Linked DNA regions of Mus musculus: regions 2 and 3 are each linked to region 1. The links are chromatin loops, found by intact Hi-C in ENCODE. Cell type or tissue: heart. All regions are shown on one strand.

Region 1 (8,000 bases):
AGATTCTTACAACTGTTTGTGCATAGGCAGGAGATGCTGAACTATATTATCTAATCTGTGTGTCTCAAAATGCACAATGTGAGTCTAGTTTTAATATTTATTGATTATCAATGGGGTACTAAATCAGTAAAACCACTTCTGACTGGGCACCACGAAGCTCAACCCTTAACCGAGTTGACTAGTGCATGAGGCCCTGAGCTCAGTCCCTAGCACTTCAGAAGAAATCACAACTTTAACAACAACCCGACAATAGGAAAGCATTGACATTTCTTACATTGTTTAGCATAGTGGGACTTAGTATAGTGTGACAGTAGAACTTGAAACATTCCTTTCTAGTGGGCCATGGTGGCCCACACCATTAATCCCAGCACTCCAGAGGCAGAGGGAGGAATCTCTGTGAGTCTGAGGTCACCGTGGTCTACACAGACAGACAGAGGTATATTCTGAGACCTTGTCTCAGAGAGAGAGAGAGAGAGAGAGAGAGAGAGAGAGAGAGAGAGAGAGAGAGAGAGAGACTATATTGCAAGTGAAGAGTGTTAATGGGAGAGCCTAGCTGTCTGACAGATAATATCTGAGTTGATATACCTGGTGGGGACCTCATGATTCTCTAGACCTGATGTAGGGACAGGCTGTTTAGGACAGGCTAAAGAAGAACGTGTATTTCCTTTATATATATGATAATTTATAAATCAAACACAGTAATAACTATTAATAAAACAGAAGGATCTTTCTTTCCTTCCTTCCTTCCTTCCTTCCTTCCTTCCTTCCTTCCTTCCTTCCCTCCCTCCCTCCCTCCTTCCTCTCTCTCTCTCTCTCTCTCTCTCTCTCTCTCTCTCTCTCTCTCTCTCTTTCTTTTTTTCTTTGAGACAGTGTTTCTCTGTGTGGCCCTGTCTATCTTAGAACTCTCTCTGTAGGCCAGACTGGCCTTGAACTCAGAAATGCACCTATCTCTGCCTCCCTAGTGCTGGCATTAAAGGCATGTGACCACACCTGGCTAAATCAGGGTAGTTAGAACAGTATACTATAATACAAGTTCTATGAGTATAGTTTCTCAAAATATCCTGCTCTATATTCCATGTAAGATTTGGAATTATCTTTGGAGGTAATGGTTAACTTAAACCACAGAGAGTTAAGTCACAGATAAGGAGTCTTCAGAACTCACTATGTGCAAAGTTATGTTTGCTGCCTAGATTAAGTCTTTATCATGTATATATACAGAGAACGTTAACTGTTCATTGGCTCACAGCCTATGACAGTGGGAAAGAACAAGCAATCTGATGGTCCCACGGGGTGATTTATTTAGGTTATGGGGGTGCCCCACTTCTTAGGAGAGGAGACCCCTCTGGATCATGATGAAATAGAGTTCCCAGTCAAGATCTTTAATGTTCTTATGTTGCTAGTTTACATTAAAGTAGCATTGTAGCTGGTATTTGTTTCTTAACATCTAGTAAAATAAAGATGTCTTCCAGGCCATTAAATATGATAACTGTCCCTGTATTATTCTCCATTCAGATATCAACTTGTGCCAAGCTCCTCCCTCTGTACTGCAATGGCAGCATAGGAAAGTGTTCTGAGGTCATAGCCAGGAGAGAAGGCCCAGTCTGAATTACCCTTGGCAGTGAGGTCACATGCCTATAAAGGGAGCTTCCTTCTGAAAGCTTTACCTTTCTTCTCTCTCTTGGCTCCTGTTCCTTTCTCAAGTCTTTAAATCTCAAGATTTAAAGTTACCTCCAAGCAGAGCAAACAGTGTTTCTAGTGATCAAGGACATTTGACAGCCAACATCCCAAGTTTAACATGGGTCACATCTGTCCAGACTCTCTACTTTGCCTAGCATTGTCCCCTTCATTTCAACCAGGTGCCAAACAGTCACTCGTGGATATTCACAGTGGAGATGGCAACTTGCTGCAAGCCAGCTTAAGACGTGATCTAGTCTCTTTAGCTTTACCTCTAAAGGATTTAGTGACATAAAACTGTTCTGGCTCGAGTCTCACTGCTTCCTTTCCCAACCCTTTATTTCAGACCTTTGGTTAGGGACGGAGCATTACATAAAACAAGTTTACATAACAGCACCCGCACCACATAATCATATATTATGGCTAGTGATAAAGAAAAAATAAGCACTTCCTATAGCATGACTCTCTCAAAAGAATTTAAATTACAAACCTAAGCTGAAACCTCTTGGCTTTTACTAGAGTTACAGAACTGAAAATGTCCAACTGGGTTATATAAATTACAACGTTCAGAGCCACCACTTGGCTCTTAATCAAAGCCTCCTGCTACTTAATCTGCGGTGCAATCATTCTTGCTAATTGGCAGGTGACATTTTCATAGGAAGCCATGGTGTATTTATATACTCATGTGCACAAGTTGTGCCATCCATCCTGTGGACTGAGAAAGAGAAGGGTTGTTCTAGCTTTTGAGCTGTTCAACTTTTAGAAAGCTGGAAACTTTGGATGCTGCAGTTACATTGCTCAGGGGTGGTTTGGGAAAAAGGAAGACACTCTTTTAATAGGCTGGCTGGAGTCTGTGTATTATAAGGGCTTTGAGCTCTTCCCACATTGCAGTTTATGCCTGTTAAGAAAGATTTATTGGGCTGGAGAGATGGCTCAGCCGTTAAAGGCTAGGTTTACAACCAAAAATGTAAGAGCAAGGTTTGTTGTTCAGTGTTTGCTTATTGTAATAAAAAAATAAAAACAGAATCTTGATAATTATAAATAAATGAGACCAATATTCAAAAGTGAATTAACACATTTTTAATGTCTATCTTTGAGTCCATGAGCCTTCTCCACTAAAAGCCACCAATGATTTCTACATCTGATGAAAGAAGACTGGCTTCAATCTGACAAAGACTCTGACAGTGCCAGGACTCCTTGGGGTAGGTGGGATGTTGGTCTGACATGAACAGTGATTTGAGCTAGAACACTCAGAGATAAAACACAGGTGGCTGACAAGAAAAGAAATGTCACGTTGTTAGTTTCAAACTTGTGGTCCTCTTTCCTTAATGCCCTGGATGCTGAAACTGGAATCTCCTGGATGGGCTGTTGCAAGGCTCCAATAAAAATGTATGTGTGCTTCTTGTTTCTGGGGGATGGTGTAATTATGCAGCCTGATCAACAAATGCCTTCAATTGTTGCTCTTACAGAAGGCTAGGGAATATGGTTCCCAGTCACCACAAGTCAGATAAGAACCATGTGAAACTCCAGCTCCATTTCCTTCTTCTCATCTCCCAGGGCACTGTATGCAGGCACATAATAGCCTTAAATGTTTAAAGACAGTGATCGCTACAGTGAATTTCTTTCCCTGTTTCCTACTCCTAATATCCAGCTAATTAGGAATATATATATATATACATATATATATATAGAGAGAGAGAGAGTCAGTATACATATACACATATATATATACACATACACTCTACACATACACATATATCATATGCATCATACACACACATTCATATATATATATATACATAAATATAAATATATCCTTACAGACAATATAGTGAAATGAAGATGAAAAATACTTAGTTCTAAAAGCGATGATACCCCAAGCTTAGGTCCCTTGTCAATAATTGGCACACAGTTAAGAATAAATGGTAGTTTTACCGCTTAAAATAGCTTCTCTTAATAATGGTAGATAGTGAATTGAATTCCACTACACGATATTGTGTAAAATGCCATGCCTTACATTCTGTCCTTTATGTTAAATAAGGATGTAGGCCTGTTTAATCTCTGCAAAGAAAATCTTCACTCAGCAACACTCCTGTGTGTGTGTGTGTGTGTGTGTGTGTGTGTGTGTGTGTGTGTGTGTATTCAAGTGACAGGTGTCAGTATTTTATCAGGCCACCTGCTCTCCTGTGGTATTGCTGACAAGCCCAGGCCTCTTTATATCGTGAGATAGCTATTGGATGGGGTCACTAGTTTCCATCTCCGCAGAGAGTGAGTGACACTTGGTAGGAGGCCAAGCAAAAGAGAGAGCCAAGCAAGCTGCAGATCTGACAGGCACGTGGGAGGAGCGTTGACGTAGGAAACTTCAGTTTCCCAAATGCAGAGTCCAACCAGAAAGGAGGCTGAGCTCAGAGCCTTGGAGGAGAAGGAAGCAGAAAGGGTCCGGAGGCGTAGTGGGCCGCAGCAGAGTTATTTACAGGGTGCAGCTTTGCCTAGAGACATTTAGGAACGGGTTGGCTTGTGGGCGTCCGAGAAGGCTCTTTGTCGCAAGGCTTATGTCTGGTGGGGCAGGTGGCCTGGCGAGACAGAGGAGCACTTCCGGAGCCCGCCCTACACCTCACCCACTCCACCCCCGCCCGCTCTCCGCCCCGCCCCTGATCCTCACCCCTCCAACCCCACCCCCACCCCGGTCTCCGGTTTCTCTGGGAGTCGCCATGGCAACGGACTCTGGCTTTGGGACTCAGATTCTCTGAACTCCAAGCGAGCAGTTGGGAGCATGGCGGAGGCTGAGACTGAGACTGAAGAATGGACGAAGACACGTGGATGCAGGAAGATTCTCCAGACCCTCGAGGGGGCTATTGAGCAATTCAAATTCCATTCCAGGTGACCTGCCCGCTACTTGCACGCGCTTCAGAGCTGGTCACCTGTTCTCCACAGCCTCGTCGCCTTTGATTTCTTAAGTAAACCACAGGCTAAAAGCTCAGACTCAGGTCTGGGTTCTAATTTCGTCTGACTTCTCACCGGGTCCTATGCCTCTTATTAGCTCATCTGGGAAACAGGACAGTAGCTAATTGTGCCTACTCCATAGACCACAGGGCCTGTTAAATATTTCACCGAGGTACAGTCTAGAAAAGAGCCATACAGAAATGGTATGAGGTTGCTTAAAGAAGATCCCATAGACTCCCGATTTAAACACAGATTTCTTTTGAGATTCTGGAGGCTTGGAGTCCAAGAACTGGGCACTGATTTGATGTCTGACGGTCCTTTCTTGTAAGCAACCCGTTCTTACTGCATCCTCCCCTAGTGGGATCAGCGGGGGAGCCATCTCCTGACTTCTCCACTCTCTATCCTCCACCTGGGCTCTTTTTAAGGGAACAGCCCCATTTATGAGGCTCCCACTTCATTACCTATTCATCTCTCTTGATCTCACCTCCGGAGGCCATCATTTTTGGAAAATAGGACGTTGACATGGATTTTCCTAGAACTGGAGCACCGCCAAATATATAAAGACAACAAGCCATATGCCTTTGCCAGGCAGTCAATGGAATCATTATTTCATGGTCCTTAGGTTCTCTCTCTCTCTCTCTCTCTCTCTCTCTCTCTCTCTCTCTCTCATTTGGCTTCAGCCCTTTTTTTATTTGGATAATGTAGAGTCAACATTTATGGGGAATTTTTTTTTCTTAAAACACTCTTTCAAAGCAGTAAGCACATAGCCTTAGATTAACTGCCACGTGATGCCATTCCTTAAGTAGAGACCTCAGGGAGCCAGGCTATTGATTCCAGGCAAACCCCACACTGGGGAAGAGAGAGAGAAGAGGGAGCAGGGACAGGACAGGGAGCAGGGGAAGGGACTGACTATAGCTAGACCAGCCCAATGGTGGGCCTGAACCAGTACCCAGTCCTGCTGAACTCCACTTCTCTACCCCAACTAGTCATTAATAGGTTTGCTGGCCAAACCAAGTCAGGGTACCCACAGACCTTTGATAAAACTGTCAAAAGCACATATCACAGGCAGCTCTTGGCAGACAACAGTGGAATGCTGTGTCTAATCTGTTCCTAAGAGCCCCTTTCTCTCCTGGATTCCTTGACATTCTGCAGTGGAATAAGTACCCAACAGAACATTCCAGCCAGACTCATGGGGCAAACTGATCTCTGCCAATTGCTACTAGCACACGTTGATTGAACTAAGGAACCACTAATGTCCATAACATTTTTTTTTCCACTCAAAGGCTTAGAGAAATAGGTTGGAGTTCTGATATGAATGGGAGAAGCTAGATACTGGCTGACACCCAGGGATCTGATCTAGCTGGGTTAGGCCAGGTAGTTCACATAAACTCAGGTCAGCCTTGGTGAAGTGATACATTCTAGTTAAGTCAGTAACCACATAATGAGTCAGACAGCATTTACAAGTGACAGAAGAAACAGAAGCAAAGGTAGCACAGAAAACTGGTGTATGTGTACACACCCCCAAGTCACCACGGCTCTCAGGAAAGGCTTCTCTGAGATGACATTAAGAGGAAACAGCAGGAACCAGGCACATGCATCTGGAGCCAAAATGTTCCCTGCTGAGAGAACAGGTAGTGAAAGTAGGGACTCTGGATTTAGGCAAAGCAAGGAGGCCAGTGTGGCTATAACAGAGCAAGCAGGGTGGGCTCCTGGATATGAGTCAGAGGAGAGACTGATGGCCACATTTCTGGGTCTTAGATCAACATAAAGGCTCAAGCTTTCATTTCAAAGGAGATGGGAAGCCAGAGGGGGATGACCCAGTGTCCTGATATTCTCTGACTTGCCTGTCTATGGATAGTTCTGCTGTTTTAATAATAGACTATAACAGGGACAAGGCATAAATTGGGAAACCGGTTAGGAGACTTTTTATAATATCTATCAAGGAGGACGGCCATAAGGACTGAGTAAAAGGCTTGCTGTGAGGGCCTGAGTTTGTATCCCTAGCCATGTACAAAGCAAGGCACGGTGAAGGGCATCTGTGACCCCAGCACAGCACAGAGGGAGGGGACAGATGCCAGGTACTTGATACCAGCCAAGGTAGCTGATACAGCTTGAAGCCTGAGCTCAGCAAGTGGTCCTATTCTAAAAATAAGGTGGCTCACAGTAGAGGAAGATGGTCATCATCAACTTCTGGCTTTCACAGCACACAGGCTTGCAGACAAGTGCACAGGCCACACACAGGCAGATAGCACTCAAAAGAAAGAGGAACAGGAGGAGGAAGGTGGTCATGGGGGAGCAGGAGGCAGCTTAGAGGTGCTGAAGATGTGGTCAGATTCTAGCCAGTCAATAGGGAAGGGAGTGATGGAGTTCACTGGTGGCCTGCAGAGCATAAAACAAGCTCAACGGTGTCTGAGCCCAGTAGCTGGAAAAATGGAGTCATTAACTTTTTTGGGAGAGGATGTGAGGAACAGGACTGAGAGTCATAAGCTCGTCTTGAGGTGCAGAATGCCAACAGTGACTGATAAACGTCTATTTAAGCAGTTTAGTCGTAGGATCTGAAGGTTGGAAGAGAGGTCCATCATGTTTTGCACGAAGGAAATATTTTGTACAAAGATGTTAAGTAAATTATGAGATTTGTTGAGATCAACCAGGAAAAAAATATAGAGAGAGATACACAATTGTATATATACAATCACTTTGAAACAGAAATAAAAGGGAATATTTTCTTTAAATAACATTGAGCCATTCACCACAGTGAAAATTTAGCACCTCTGACGTCATCTTCATTGACTAATTCATTAATGAACATTCATTAGGACAAACTATTCTAGGGCTCAGTGGGATGTGTTGCTACAGTCTATTAATAAATCTATATGGGTCTATTTTGTATAAGTTAGCATATTAATTTTGTGTCTAATTTATTAAACATAACCATTATCTCCAAAGACCATGCTTTATGCATAACAAGGAAACTATTATTTGGGAGAATCGCTTGAACTATAAATAGGGACTGTATAGGAACCACTTTGCTAAGTTCTTGTGATGTGGGCTTCTGTTCTAGGCAATGGAGTTAACATCTAAAATTAGAGCTACTTCAAATTTGAAGAGAGACTGAAGACTGAGCCTTCATGTTTTATTTAGATTCTGGGTGAGCCAGATCTTCTAAATCAATCATACAATAAGTTAAGACGGGCGACAGGGGAGCTTACAATCCCAGTTCTGTTTAAACCAAAGATTCAGAGGAAGGATCTGTCTGCAGCCCTGGCTTACGATTTTAGATGAGTTACTTACTTTTGTTGCACCTGAGTTTACACATCTTTGAGACAGGATGTTGGAGAGTTACCAGGAGAAGAAAAAGTGCAGATTCAAGCGTGCATCCTCAC
Region 2 (8,000 bases), 150 kb before region 1:
AGTCTGAGGAAGCATCACGAAGCTGCAGGAAGTTCTTTGGTGAGTTTCTCTCTATAAAGTCACCACCAGGGAAGCTCGGCATGCAACATAAGGTGAACTAATATATGTCCATCATCAGCAAAGAACAGTGAGGCAGAGCAAGGCAAACCTAGGCAAACTAATGCTCCAGCTCCCTGTCTATGGGGTCATATTTACATTCTTTTCACGTGGCTGCTTTAGCAAAATACCCTTTCACCTGTGTGCCCCAGCAAAACATCATTTGACATAACTGAATTTTCAAAGAAACCACAAGTTTCCACTTCAAGGAAGAATCTACTTTGGATCATGGTTTCTGAAGTTCCAGTCCATCTGTTGGTTAGGCTTTGGAATAACAGGGAAAGTCATATGGTAGCCAAATATTAGAGAAAGAGAATACTTGTGTTCTCTTCTTTTGCCTTCTTTCTTTTCTTATTCCCCAAGTCTTAATTCACATCGCTCACACACACACACACACACACACACACACACACACACACACACACAAGTATGCACACTCTCACATGAGCATGCACACAGTTACTATTCCATATGTTAAACACTTTGAAAACACCCCCACAAACACACCCAAAAGTCCAGTAACTAATCTAAGTATTTATCAATCTAATCAAGTTGACTATCAAAACTGACCATTGCAAACAGAGACACTGAAAAGTGTGAGGGGCTGGAATAAATTTGTAACTACCTATTCTTGTGACAGCTAGCTCACACTTGTGAGAACATCATTTGTTAAGCTACCCTTTTGACCTAAGTGTCTCTCATATTTGAATTCTGTTACTGTAACAGAGTACCTGGGAGTAGGTGAGTTTGGCCTATAGATATGTGTACTTGCTAGTTTTGTGTCAACTTGACACAGCTGTAGTTATCACAGAGAAAGGAGCTTCAGTTGAGGAAATGCCTCCATGAGATCCAACTGTAAGGCATTTTCTCAATTAGTGATCAAGGGGGAAAGGCCCCTTGTGGGTGGGACCATCTCTGGGCTGGTAGTCTTGGGTTCTATAAGAGAGCAGGCTGAGCAAGCCAGGTGAGGCAAGCCAGTAAAGAACATCCCTCCATGGCCTCTGCATCAGCTCCTGCTCCCTGACCTGCTTGAGTTCCAGTCCTGACTTCCTTTGGTGATGAACATCAGTATGGAATTGTAAGCCGAATAAACCCTTTCCTCCCCAACTTGCTTCTTGGTCATGATGTTTGTGCAGAAATAGAAACCCTGACTAAGACAATATGGAAACAGAAAAGGCATCAACTTCAACTCCATTTCTGGGGAATGCATCACACAGCCTTAACTCACGGCAGACAACAGTAGAGTGAGTGGATGTATGCAGAAGACAGACTTCCCTTAGAGAACCCACTCCCCTCTCATGGTAATTGACCAACCCTTCGAATGGGAGATGTCATTCAAGAAAGGCATCATCCCACTCAAGAGAGCTCCCTTCATGACCTAAATGCCTCTTAGTAGGCCCTACCTCAACAAAGCTGCAGGTAGGAACCATGTTTCCATGTTCTTGGTGAGACAGATCATACTGAAGTCACAGCCCTGACTCCTTGCCTCTGCAAACTGTCACATCAAAGGTTAAATTTCACCATGAGCATTGGAGAAGACATTCACGAATAGCAGTCTTCATTCTCCCAGAGCATGGATTCCCTCAAGGGTCCTGAGCCATCTCTTGTTTTAAGGTTAAGGTGACCTTGAAACAGGCATCAAGTTCCTTGGTGCCTCAAGAATAATTATTGCTATATCCTCTTCATATCTAGAGTGTCTGTCTGGGTGTCATTTCTGTTTCTGCAATAAAGTATCCAGACAAATGTAACACAATGGGGAAGGGCTTATTTTGGATCACAGTTTCAGGTCAGAGTCTATCACAGCAGGGAAGTTATAGTGGCAGGAACTTGAGGGAGCTGATGATGTTGTTTCCATAAGCAGGAATGGAAGGTAATGATGAATGCCCACTAGTATTCAGCTTACTTTCTCCTAAGTACCCATTAAAAATGGAAAAATGAGACCAGGAAGATACTCAGTGAGCCAAGCTATTTTGCCTTCATGTGTATATGCTCACATGTGCACCTGCACATATGAGCACACATAATCATGCACAAAAGAGCACACTAAGCCCCATAGTGATGCACACTTGTAATCTCAGTACTTTGGGAATTTTCTTTGCATATCCTCTCTCCACAGTTGCTGGGCAATGTGTTGTAAACTTTAAGGAATAATGTGGCTAGGTGCCTAGAAAGTGTCACCATATTCCTGTCTGCCAAGTGACCCTGCTCAAAATGCTATGCAAAGTTATTACATGGGAATTCTCCATGGGAAAAGAGTGCTGGACAGTCCTGACAGCACAGGCTCTTCCTGTTCAGATTTACCTTCCTGATGCTGGAATCAAACTCCTCCCATAGTTTTACAGCTCTGGGAAGTTTTCTGATGAACCAGTTGAATTTTGGAAGCCTCCAGAAAACAGAGCAAAGGCCACTTCAGACTACAGGAACAGAACTCCAGGGAGTATTAACTGTCATGGCAACTTCAGGGTCTCAGAGCAAATCCATTTGAGAGTGTTTTTGAACAGAGTTGCATTTGTGAGATAGAGGAAAGAAAAGCCTTAAGAGCTGTGAACTTTGTGAACTACTTCCTGATGCGACAAGTCACATCAAGCAAATATGACATCAGAACCTGAAATGGCTTTACAGGATGCCTTATCGCCCTCCATTTACAAAGACTAGAATGGAATCCCTGGAGGCTCAGTAACCTGTCAATCAAAGTGAGATCCCAATGTTGGCAGCGCTAATACTGAACACACAGCAACTCTGTCGGCCACCTGATTGAGTCCCTGTGTGACGATCCAGACCTGGTGCAAAGAGGCCAATGGAATGTTTCCATCACACACTGCCAAGCTGGAGTGGCCAAATGACAGGCACCCAAACTGAAAACAGTGGCCATGGCAACAGTGCTAAATATATATCTTAAGGAGGCATTGTGATGCCTTGATTAGAGAGATTGGTTTTAAACAGTATTTGTCCCTATATTTAAAGAGATAAATGAGTCACTTTTTGCCACATGTGGATAAGAATTGAGGGTGGAGAGAGAGAAAGAAAGAAAGAAAGAAAGAAAGAAAGAAAGAAAGAAAGAAAGAAAGAAAGAAAGAAAGAAAGGAAGAAAGAAAGGAAGAAAGAAAGAAAAAGAGAGAGAGAGAGAGAGGGAGGGAGGGAGGGAGGGAGGGGGGGAGGGAGGGAGGGAGGGAGGGGAGGAGAAAGAGAGAGAGAGAGAGAACCCTTTCTCTCTAGTGCAGCTAGGATCTTGGCTGGCAGAAAGAAGCACCCTTCTGAGGCTGTGCAAGTTTGAGCTTGTACATACCAGCCTACCAAGGAAGGTGTAGCTTTCTGGAAAGAAATCTGTAGATTGTTCCTCCTTACCTAGCCTCACCCTAAAGAGACCCTAGCAAATGTCTGGGTGGACCACCTGCCTATTGTCAGCTTTCTCTTCCCTGAACCAGCCTGTCTAACTGGGAGCTGGCTGAAGCCCCAGCACTTGGCTGTCACTCTTGGCTGATGATGTCATTGAAAATGACTCATTCTGCTTTCCCTTTTAGGTAATAATATTGCTGTAACTTTGGGCTTAGTCTGTGTCAGGCATTGTTCTAATGGCTTTCCTATTATACATGAATAATATTACTTAGAAAAAGAAACAGAGACACAGAAAAATTCTATGTATAAGGTATATGTAGAGAGAGGTTATATTTATGAATATTTGGGTTATGGTGTATATATAATGAGCTATGGCACTATATATACTACTTAAATATCAGTACAATGGTACTATATATAATTTGTGAACACACACACACATACACACACACACATATACACACATACACACATACATACACACACACACACACACACACACACACACACACACACACACACACACACACATGTATTATTGAGGATTAGGTAACCCAAAGGAATTTTCTAATATTGGAGATTACTTTAAGGGGACTTAGAAGAAGGGGGTAATATCACTGGCCTAGAAATTACCCACAAGTAAAACTCTTACATGAATAGCAAGCAGGGACTCTAGGGGGAGCTTGAATGTCTGTTTGCTCCCTGGTCTTCCAGTTGGTGAAGGACACCAATTGGTGTAGTAATGGTGGTGCATTCAAGCATTTAACCTCAAAACTTAGGAGGCAGAGACTGGCAGATATGAGGCCAGCCTGGTATACAGGACAAGTTCCAGGGTAACCAGGGATATCCTGCTTCAAGAAACAAAACAACAATATTACTAACAATGGCAATAACAAAGATATGCACCTTTAAGTACATGCTTCATACTAATCCACAGGGGGAATTCTTAACAGGTTGCAAGCTTTGAATAACAATCCATAAGCTGTCTCCCAAATCTATGTCAGTTCATAGAGGTCACAGAATGACAATAATGTCCTTTTCTGCTGGGTATGGACAGGCATCTTTGTTACAGTCAGTAAGTAATGCTTCTACATCTGTGTATCCTGTTGTATCCAGTGACTAAATATCAAAATAATGGGGGAAATGATTCCTCTGTATTGAACATGCATGGATTGTATATCTCTTGCAGACCTCAAAAGATTACTTTGTTAACTACTTTCTAACCTGCTTGATCCAACCTAAAAAGAATGGAAGCCATGCTAGCATATGTTTCCATAGTGTGAATGTTTCCATGTTAAGTATTTAGAGACTCAGTAATAATTTAACTAAAAATATTTTTATTCATGCTACATAAAAAAGTAACTATAGTCACTTATAAGTTATTTTCACTGTAATCCCAAAAATCAAAATATAAAATAGTGAGTTCATAGCAGGAAAAATAATTTATACTCTCCTTTCTATGAATGGATTGACCACATGAATCAATGTCTTATATTTCATTTATTTTGGATAACTTGCTAAACATTTCCAACCCGTAATATAATAGAGTTGATTCTTATGATATTAAATGTGTTTAGAATGAATTTTATCTCACCCGATCTTTAAAGCCCGGGTCAAAAAAATGGAAAGTCATCCAGATAATACTCTCAGCAACACCCCACATGCCATATGCACATAAGCTAAAGAGTCCTCACCACCCATCTGGAGACACGGCAGCAAAACCTGTTCTTATGTAAGAGACTATGTACACCTTGCCCAGTTACATAATGAAGTATATTTGGCAGGAAGTCTAACAAGACTGGATTCCTGATTGTTTGTATCCCAGTAAGTAGAACAGGGAAAACAAGCATCAGGGCCACTTGCTCTTCAGATTAAAAAATTGAGGAGCAAACTCTAACAGGCCTGCTTGAATTCACAACCACCCATCACATGAGTGCCTGTTTCAGGGGAGACTTTAATCCTCAACTTTCATTTTCTTGACTTTTTCCTTTTTAATGCCAAATCTCATAAAAAGTGAGGCCTGAGGATGTGACTCAATGGTAGACCTCTTGTCTAGTAAACACACGGTCCTGGGCTCAATCCCAGCTCCACAGGGAAAATGAAAGTGAGTCTTCACATTGCCTTGACTTCTTGTCTTACACAGGCTCTGAGTTTACACTGGTAACTTGTCTTCCTTTCCATCAGCACATCAAGTTATCACTTTCTGAATTTTTACCTTATCTTGTTTGTTTGTTTGTTTGTTTGTTTGTTTGTTTTCAGCATGCAACATGCCTGTATGCCTTCTCTTCTCAAACTTATCCACACACCCATAGCAGACTTTACAAACAAACTTTGTAGAGTCTGAGCTGGGGCAACTACAAGGTGTTAGAGCAGCTCAATTACCCTCCTGCATGTCAGAATCTATACATGTGAGGATGCCATTATCTATAGCCTGGAGCTTGTTAGAGATTAATGAAAGAAATCAATGAGAAACTTCAATCCCTAGGCTGTCTATCAGTTGTTCATTTCTACCATCCCCACACGTTATACAGACTCCGAGTGAGTAGAGGTGTATAACTTGCACTTGCCTTGAGCAACCCTCCACCTGGACATTCTGCTCAGCTTTTCTGGGGCTAGCCCCTTCCTCTCATACCTTTCCTTCCCACAGATGACTTGGGGTAAATGACATCAGCCCTTTTCCATTGTCCAGCTTCCAAAAAGCATGAAATTAAATGAGACTATGAGGCCTGGGGTTTTACAATAAGAACATGCATGAAAGATCTTAGTCTATCAGCCACAGTAACTTTCTAGCACTAGGAGGCTCTGTGAACAATGTCTCCCTCTAGACATTGAGACTAATGGACACCCCAGCCAAGAAGCCCCTGCACAACTAAAGGCCTGTTTTAAAGGTAAGAGATGGGCTTTTCTCCAAGCCTAGTGCATCATAAATGAGGGGGTCTAATGCTGTCTAGATAGTTCAGGAACACCCTGACATTAGAGACTCACAGGTGTAAACAACTACTATCTGGGACCTTAAGAGAAGACAGATATTTAAATAGTTGTATAAATGAGTGTTTGTAATTTCATTCAATCATTGAAAAAAAATTTTCAACATGGGCGAGTGAGAGATGGCTTGCCACCAATAGCAAGTAGGAGAGCTGACCCTGGGGTCATCAGAGCCAGAGGGCTGTCCCTGCCCTCACCAGATACAGCACTCAGGATAGCAGGCCTACATCTTCATCTGGGCAGCACAGTAGAACTGGCCCTGAATGTGGGGGTTGCAGATAAGCCAGCCCTGAGAGTCTGAGTGTAGGAGACCTATCTCTGTCTTTTGACTGCTGCACAAAGACTCAGACTAAGAAGAGATGCCCTCCTCCCTTCCCTCATCCCTTGCCATCTATGGCAGGATAGAGAACTGGAACCATGGTCATGAGAGTTGGAGAACTGGTCATGTTCTGCACTGGCTGCAGCACCCAGGAGAAGAGGCCCTGAAGCTTGCCTGGGGAGCAGGGTAGAGCTGGCCCTGGTTGTGGTTGCTGGTGAGCCAGCCCCAAAGGTATCAGCAGGAGAGCTGATGGCATGACAAATTCAGATACCTCTCAAGCCCAGACCTCGGGCTTTGCATTGACTCACCGCAATTATCTTCCCCACAGATGAACTGCTGGAGAGCATGAAGGGACTGGTCCTACAGATCCAAAAGTTCGGGATCTTTATGATACAGGACAACAACAGGATATCCCAGAGGAGTCTCCATGAGGTTCCAGTATCAATAGACTAGAAGAAGCCAGAGACCTCATACCAGACCTACAAATCATCACAAGGAACTTTTTCCAGCAAAGAAATATGGACAAATTGGTATATTATAGGACACACTGTGACACACTACAGCTTCCACAATGAAATATTTTGTTTTGTTTTACTAGGAAGGTTGCAAGGGTGGAGGGTAGGTACGAGGGAAGGGGGAGATGAATGGAATTAAGGTACATGATGTAAAACTCACAAAGAGCCAATAAAAAGCTAAAAATGAAGAAAAAAATATCTCAACAGGAAACATACGAGTAATATATTATTGTGCTATAAAACACTCAGAAATAATTTTGGTGCTTTGGAAACAAAAAAAATTGCAAATATTCTTGTTTTTAAAGACAGAATCTCACTCTGTAACACAAGCAAGACTAACTGTTGCAATTATCTTGCCTCTTCTATTTCATAACTGCTGGGATTATAGGAGTACCTCACAATGCCCAGAGAAAATTATATTTTATATTTCTAAATATAAGATAGTTAGAAAGTATTGGAAAGAACACTCTTTCCTGGTCATAAAAAAGATGTTTTTAAGAAACAAAAAGTAACTTAGAATAACAGATATCAACTGCAATCTGAAATATTGTGGGAGGTAGAACACAGGAGTAACTATCACCCTCCAAAACATAGGAGGCAACAGTGGACAGCATCAGAGCAATGCAAGAAAGCAGGCCAGCACAGCCTCCTGTAGCTTACAAAGCATATATCTTCAAAGGGTTATTATCAAGACAAAAGCCAAACACCTCAAGAAATTTTGCCTTCTGAAAATCATTCAGGTAAATCAT
Region 3 (8,000 bases), 53 kb before region 1:
TTCTCCAGATCCATCCATTTGTCTAAGAAACACCTTTATTGTAGTTACTGCGAAATTCAAGTTTTTGGGCCCAACATTGTTAGTACTACAACAACAAAAAAAAGCTAAAACAATATTAGAGTTCAAAAGGTATTTTAAAGTGTATGTTCCAGTGTGTATTCTCAATTTCAAAAGGCATAAACTTAAATTATAACTAAAATGTGGGCTTTCTAGCTGTGCAAGAGGGAGGAGAGGACAAGAGGATATATATGAATTTCATCAGGTGTCCATTCTTTTAGTTAGCAAGTATTAGACGCCCACCATACTTAATAAAGAATAAGAGACTGTCACACAGAACAGGATAGATGTGGTCTCTGCACTCTAAAATATTTGCCTTCTTGGAGAAGATAACCTAAGAAAAGCAAACATTGAATCATGAAAACTAATACAAGTGATGAAGACAATGTACCGGTTAGTTTTGATTGCTCATTTTGTTTTGTTGTTGTTAACTTGACACAAAGTAGCGTCATTTTGAAAGAAAGAACCTCATTTGAGAAAACGGTTCCACCAGACTACCTGGAGGCATTTTCTTGATCAATGATTACTGTTTGGAAGGGCCCAGCTCACTGTGGGTGTGCTGCTATCCCGCAGCACAGGCAGGTGGTCCTAAAAGGTATAAGAAAAGTAGATGAACATGAGGCTGCAAGACAAGCCAGTAAGCAGCATACCCCACCACGTCTGCTTCAGTTCTGGCCCTGACGTCCCTTCAGGATGGACTGTAAGCTAAACACCGAAACACACCCTTTCCTCCCAAGTTGGTTTTAGTCCTGGTTTTTAATCACAGCAAGAGGAAGCAACTTAAAACAAGAGCCGATTCCCTCCATCCAAAGCCTACCAGGAGCCTTCCTGTAGTTGAAAAGGTTGATTTTGGCCATTTCGTTGAAGATTAAACACATGACGAGTCCTGTGGTTTGTCAGAAAGAGAGGGTGGAAAAATGCTGGTGTGCTGGTGGGTGAGAGTAAAAAATTAATTCAAGTTTTTCCTCCCAGCCCCTGCTTAAATGCCTAGGACACAGGCTTTGGCTCATTCCCTGACTAGATCATAACTTATTTAACCCATTCAAACTATTTTATATCCTCCACATGGTTTGTTACCTCTCCTCAGTTTCATGGGTCCATGTCCAGGGAGAACCTCCTCTTTATTATAACCTGAATTCCTCTACATGGCTGGTTATCTCTGCTTAGCTCCCATGATTCTGACCTCCTCTATGTTCCAATAGAGTCTCCAAGCTCCTGACGATTTACCAGAATCCTCTCTCTCTCTGCCAGATGCCCCACCTCCTATTTCCTGCACCAACTCATTGGCCATAGGCTCTTTTTAAATTGATAAGTGATGCGTATAACAGATTCTCTCTACTGGTAGGTTGGAGTGTAGGCTCAGTTATGAACAATGCTAAACACGGAGGTACTTTTGCCAGTGTTGAAGAAGCAAAAGCTGCACAGTTAAGTGTAGAGGTAAAATTTTGAGTGGGCCACACATTAGCCTTGTTCTTGTCTAGCCTTACATTTATGAAGTAGGTTTGGTTTGATTTGTTTTGTCAAGGTCTCATAAGAGCCTTGTTTGACATTCAGTAATATTGTTTACATCGAACAACTGTAAATGCCAAGACAGACTCTGCATGTCAGTGTCTCCTCTTTCCTATGCTGACTCCCAGAGGAAACAGATAAGGTACCATGATGGAAAATGGTGGGAGAGAAATATATATTCTTTAGGGGTAATTAGATAGTGTTCTTATCTCTCCCAGGAGTTTATCCTTGGAATCTTGGAATAGCCACTAAAAGACACATAGAAATACAACTGGGTAGGTACCTTGCTGTTCCATGCAGAAAACATGTGTGTGTGTGTGTGTGTGTGTGTGTGTGTGTGTGTATTGTTGTTGTTGTTATTACTGAAGAACAAGGTCTGGGTGATTTAGATTCTTTTTATTCAGCCAGTCTCTGATTCTCACAAGAAGGAAATACATGCTCGGTGACAGAGTGAGCATCAACCCCATGAAACCGACTACAAAGTAGTTCTAATCATTATCTATTAATAGCTTTCAGCAACACAGGCCTCAAATAAACAGGCAAATGTCATGGTGTGAATACTGTGGATGACTGCAAGTACATTGGCAAGAATTAAAATAGTGGTTTTGAAGAAAGTGAAATGTCTTCATTTTTCAAGCCCCCCTCCAACCTAAATACACTGATATTTCAGCTTTCTATTTTTACTAGGAAAAAAAACCTATATTAGGAAGGTGTTTGCATGCTGTAGATGCTGTCTTGGATGTCATGGAAACCACTTGCTTTTCATCAAGCAGTTTGTGTCAAGATTATACATTTAGCAACTTATTGCAGAATGCCTAAAACGATGGATATATTTCAGCTATCACTTCATGGGAGTCTTTTCCAGAGATTCATAAATTCAAAGTTATATGAGAGAAAGACAGGATACAGAGATCATCTATGTTTCTGAAGTAAGCTTTCTTTCTTTCTTTCACCAACAATGCGTGACTGACAGACATTCTGTAGCTGGCAGGCACAGCATACAATGCCACCATTCAAATACAGAGACCCATGAGGCAAAGAACAGACTATGAAACACAATTTATTTCTGGTTTGACTCTGCTATGAAGCATGACACCAAAGACTATGGTACTCAATTTCCCTATCTGGATAATAATGAATTGTATTTAGAGAAGCCCTTGAAGCCTTCTGTTTCTGGTGTTGAGGCTTTTTCTTCATACGCCTGTGTTCAAGAGGACCCTCTGATACTTCCTCCTAGACAGAGCAGTGTGCTTAAGAGTTCACACTTGGAATGAAAACAAACCTAGGCTTAAATAAAGACTGGCTCTGCCCACACACATACTATGTGTCCTTGGAAGGGTTCCTCATTTGAGAAATGGATCTTATAATAGTAACCAGCTCATAGGGTGTTGTTGGGATGATTGACATGAGCTTAACTTAGTATCTACCTCATATGCTATATTAATTATATGAGTGTGGTGGTCTGAATGAGAAGACTCCATGAGTCCACATATTTTAATATTTGTCTCTCAGTTTATGGAACTATTTGGGGAGAACTATGCATGACCCTGTTGGAGAAGGTGTATCACTATGGGAACATACAGAAAACGACCACATGATAACAGTAGGATTATGCTCTGACTCTGTGATAATGACTGCACATCATAATTCGCAAAACCCACAGAGTTAGTAGAGGTTAGTGGTGGTGGTATCACTAATTGACAGGCAGTATGTAACTAAGAAATAAACACATATGTGACTCTACTTATATGTAACTTAGTACCGCATTATAAAACTAGACTTTAATAATAACATTTTGTACCCATATTGGTTCAAAATTATAGCAAATGTACCATATAATTTCAAGATATAGTAAGAAGAGAAACAAGAAGAGGCCTGGACATTCACAAGATCTCTGAAGTTTTCTAAAACTAAAACTGCTAAAGAAAATAGTGTCTGTTTTCAAAGTCAAGGTAGTAAGTCTAGGTCAAAAGACTTGTACTTCTTATGGTCATTTAAGGATCCATGCTCCACAGGGCCCCCAATGGAGGAGCTAGAGGAAGCACCCAAGGAGCTGAAGGGGTCTGCAGCCCTATAGGTGGAACAACAATATGAACTAACCAGTACCCCCCGGAGCTCGTGTCTCTAGCTGCATATGTAGCAGAAGATGGCCTAGTCGGCCATCATTGGGAAGAGAAGCCCCTTGGTCTTACAAACTTTATATACCCCAGTACAGGGGACACCAGAGCCAAGAAGTAGGAATGGGTGGGTAGTGGAGCAGGGCAGGGGGAGGATATAGGAGATTTTCAGGATAGCATTTGAAATGTAAATGAAGAAAATATCTAATAAAAAATTGAAAAAAAATAAAAATGGACAAAAAAAAAAAAAAAGAGGATCCAGGTTCCTTCCTTCTATGTCACCAATCTGACTCCCAGTGTGCCCAAGAAATTATTATGGTCTGCATGGGTAGAGGTAGGTCATCATGAAGTCTGGGTTCCGTTGGAGATAAAGGGAAAGAGAGGAAAGGAAGCATGCCTACTCTCTGTGAGTCTAGGCCTGCTCACTGCTCCAAGCATTAATTTTGAGGACTTAGTCACTTGCCATGGATGAAAGGAATGCTGGAAAATGTCCACACAGATGCCCTAGAAGAAGCCAGGAGCAAGTCAGAATTAGGTTATGGTGAATGGCCAAACACACACATGCACCCAAATTAAATCATATTTTGTGTATTCTATGTATGTTTAAGAACATGATGTAATTGTTTTCATTTTTAAAAAAATGTGATCAGCAGCAGTACACTTTTAATCTCAGCAGTTGAGAGACAGAGACAAGCAGATCTCTGTGAGTTTGAGGCCAGCTTGATCTACAGAGTGAGTTCCAAGACAACCTACAGAGAAACCCTGTCTTGAAACACACCCTCCCAAAAAAGGGGGGTCATGTAAAACCCTGCCATCTATCATTTTATATCAGTCTGAGACATGCTTCTCTGCCCTCAAATTGTTGGTTACAACCTTAGATGGTTCTGTTTGCAGATTTGCTGTTTTAAACTTATCTCTGATCATGAACTTCCATGCTTTTTACAGTTTCCTGTTTCTCATCTCCAAACTGGTTCAGGTCTAAATTCCCATAGTCCCCTGTGTTTCTTCACTGGAAATGAGGCAATATTTAGTTAAATAATGCATCATTGGCTTCATTTGTCTTTTGTGTTTTGCTTTGAGACAGAATCCCTTCATGTAGCCCTGGGTGTCCTGATACTCGCTATGAAGACCAGGCTACCCTTGAACTAATAGAGATCCGCTTGCCTCTGAGTGCTGGAGTTAAAAGTATGTACCACAGAGCCCAGATCCCTTTTCCATCATTTTACATTTCATGAGCAAACAAAAACATGAGTTGGATGGTTTCTCATTTGCTCATGAACTCTGTTGTGAGCCATGAATGGACTTGTCTTGTTTCCTGCTCCACCCTGGTCCAGGTGCTGAGTCTACTGCCCTCAGCAAATTAGTTGTATGAATGTTATCGGTTACGTCATTGTCATCATGGTAAAAATATACCCAGTGTAAGTTAAGAAGGAAGATCTTGCTCATTTTCAGAGGCCTGGCACATGGTTGGCCCACATGCTCGGGCCGAAGGGTGTTGCTGGAGAGGCTTAACCTGGCAGGGGCAGGGTCGCAGAGTGTGCGTGTGCTCTCTTCTTTGCGCCTCCATCAGTCCACTCGGTCCCGAACTGTGGATAGCACTGCATACGTTCCAGAAAGATTTACCGCTTAGTTAATCCTCTGAAATATTCTCCCAGACACACCAGGTGTGCTTCACTAAATGAACAAGCACTGCTTCATACAGGGAAGCTGGCGATCAAGATTAACCAGATGACTGAAGAAGAAAAGTGCCTTGGAGTTCTCAGGGCATTTCTGGCATGATTCTTGAAGCACAGTTGCTTCAACAAATTCATACGAACATTATATGTTTTTATAGCTACTCCCAGGGTGACCCGTGAAGAGTCTGTCCTGAGCTTTACTCCCATCTAGAGTGAATGAGGAGGTTCAATTTTCTCCACACTTTCCCCCAATAAAGTGGGGAGGTGCAGATATATCTTTCAACAGAAATAAGATCAAAGAGAGAAGTTATTTTAAAGCCCAATGTAATGAATGCATCTTTATAATTATGTAGTAAGAAAAAAGGTTTTTGTTGTGGAAGAAAGTTGATACTTATAAAATAGAGGATCTCGTTAAATAATCATGTCTGTTGGTTTTCTTCTCTATAAAATTTCTGAACACTATTCTATGTTCAAACATGCCTTTATATGTATAGATGGCATATTATTGTACCTTTCTTCTTTTAAAACACCATTAATATTATTATAATTAGTTAACATATACCTCAGTGGTAAAGTAAATACCTAGCATGTGGTTCTTCATCTCCAGCATCACAGAGGAACAAAACAAAATCAAGTTGAAATAATAAATATTTAAAACCATTTTGAATGCTCAATACACTACAGAGATGGACACATAAAATTTCAGTTCAAAGAACATTCACAGACTCAATATGCTTATGTAACTAACCTCAAACAAAGAAACTGAAAAACGTCACTACTTCCGAGAAGTCCTTTAAGAATATTATTATTTGTACATATATTCATGTCAATAATTGTTGGGCTCTGCTTATTAAGGTCAAAAGTCTACAATTGTCTGGATAGCCTTCTGAGCTCATCACAAAATGGGGGACTCCCTTTACCAGCAGGGCTTCTTCTTCTCTGACCTTGTCTGGGGAGCCCAAAACCCCCACTGATCATTGATATCAGTATTTGCTGCAGACCCTCTTGGTCCCTTGTCTGTGTGGAATGGGTCTCTAGTCGCAGGTGGGCAAGAAGTTGGCAGGAATTCACAGACAGATTCGACACAAGGGAGTGTGGATCTGAATGTAGTTTGTCAAATCGAGCATCAAACTTTTTTTTTCACATCTTTATTTTTCTTTTCTTTTTGATTAGGTATTTTCTTCATTTACATTTCAAATGCTATCCCAAAAGTCCTCCATACCCTCCCCCTCCACTCCCCTACCCACCCACTCCCACCTCTTGGCCCTGGTGTTCCCCTGTACTGGGGCATATAAAGTTTGCAAGATCAAGGGGCCTCTCTTCCCAATGATGGCTGACTAGGCCATCTTCTGCTACATATACAGCTAGAGACACGAGCTCTGGGTGTACTGGTTAGTTCATATTGTTGTTTCACCTATAGGGCTGCAGACCCCTTTAGCTCCTTGGGTACTTTCTCTAGCTCCTCCATTGGGGGCCCTGTGTTACATCCAATAGCTGACTGTGAGCATCCACTTCTGTGTTTGGCAGGCAACGGCATAGCCTCACAAGAGACAACTATATCAGGGTCCTTTCAGCAAAATCTTGCTGGCATATGCAATGGTGTCTGCGGTTGGAGGCTGATTATGGGATGGATCCCCGGGTGTGGCAGTCTCTAGATGGTCCATCCTTTATCTCAGCTCCAAACTTTGTCTCTGTAACTCCTTCCATAGATGTTTTGTTCCCAATTCTAAGAAAGGGTAAAGTGACCACACTTTGGTCTTCGTTCTTCTTGAGTTTCATGTTTTGCAACTTATATCTTGGGTATTTGTACTGGCTAGTTTTGTGTCAAATTGACACAGCTGGAGATATCACAGAGAAAAGAGCTTCAGTTGAGGAAATGCCTCCATGATATCCAACTGTAAGGCATTTTCTCAATTAGTGATCAAGGGGGAAAGGCCCCTCATGGGTGGGACCATCTCTGGGCTGGTAATCTTGGTTCTATAAGAGAGCAGGCTGAGCAAGCCAGGGAAAGGCAGCCAGTAATGAACATCCCTCCATGGCCTCTGCATCAGCTCTTGTTTTCTGACCTGCTTGAGTTCCAGTCCTGACTTCCTTGGTGATGAACATCAATTTGGAAGTGTAAGCTGAATAAACCCTTTCCTCCCCAACTTGCTTCTTGGTCATGATGTTTGTGCAGGAATAGAAACCCTGTCTAAGACAGTATTCTAAGTTTCTGGGCTAATATCCACTTCTCAGCGAGTACATATCATGTGAGTTCTTTTGTGATTGGGTTACCTCACTCAGGATGATACCCTCCAGGTCCATCCATTTGCCTAGGAATTTCATAAATTCATTATTTTTAATAGTTGAGTAGTACTCCATTGTGTAAATGTACCACATTTTCTGTATCTATTCTTCTGTTGAGGGACATCTGGGTTCTTTCCAGCTTCTGGCTATTATAAATAAGGCTTCTATGAACATAGTGGAACATGTGTTCCTATTATCAGTTGGAACATCTTCTAGATATATGTCCAGGAGAGGTATTGCGGGATCCTCTGGTAGTACTGTGTCCAATTTTCTGAGGAACCGCCAGACTGATTTCAGAGTGGTTGTACAAACTTGCAACAAACTTTTTATACAGAAGAAAATAGGGAAGTTGGGT

Evidence for each region. Peaks named below come from ENCODE experiments on the same cell type or tissue, not always from the same donor. Only the 100,000 strongest peaks of a DNase experiment are listed, where the experiment ranks them.
Region 2: it touches region 1 in a loop (5-fold over the local background); 2 of 42 quality-filtered maps call a loop at or near these places.
Region 3: it touches region 1 in a loop (2.5-fold over the local background); 8 of 42 quality-filtered maps call a loop at or near these places.

What each region holds. Positions count from the first base shown.
Region 1 is chr2:19,550,328-19,558,327 of GRCm38, reverse strand. 4921504E06Rik (RIKEN cDNA 4921504E06 gene) reads left to right here and starts at 4,418. Exons shown (of 17, transcript NM_027600.4): 1 at 4,418-4,554. The coding sequence starts at 4,448. In heart, no CTCF peak of the experiment used is centred here; DNase peaks (open chromatin) are centred at 4,207 and 4,297; H3K4me3 peaks cover 1,268 bases; H3K27ac peaks cover 3,585 bases.
Region 2 is chr2:19,698,761-19,706,760 of GRCm38, reverse strand. No RefSeq gene overlaps it. Among named protein-coding and RNA genes, the nearest start is that of Gm24670, 11 kb to the right of the region's middle. In heart, a CTCF peak has its summit at 4,111; DNase peaks (open chromatin) are centred at 2,850 and 3,540; H3K27ac peaks cover 2,339 bases.
Region 3 is chr2:19,602,933-19,610,932 of GRCm38, reverse strand. No RefSeq gene overlaps it. Among named protein-coding and RNA genes, the nearest start is that of Gm13348, 30 kb to the left of the region's middle. In heart, no CTCF peak of the experiment used is centred here; no DNase peak of the experiment used is centred here.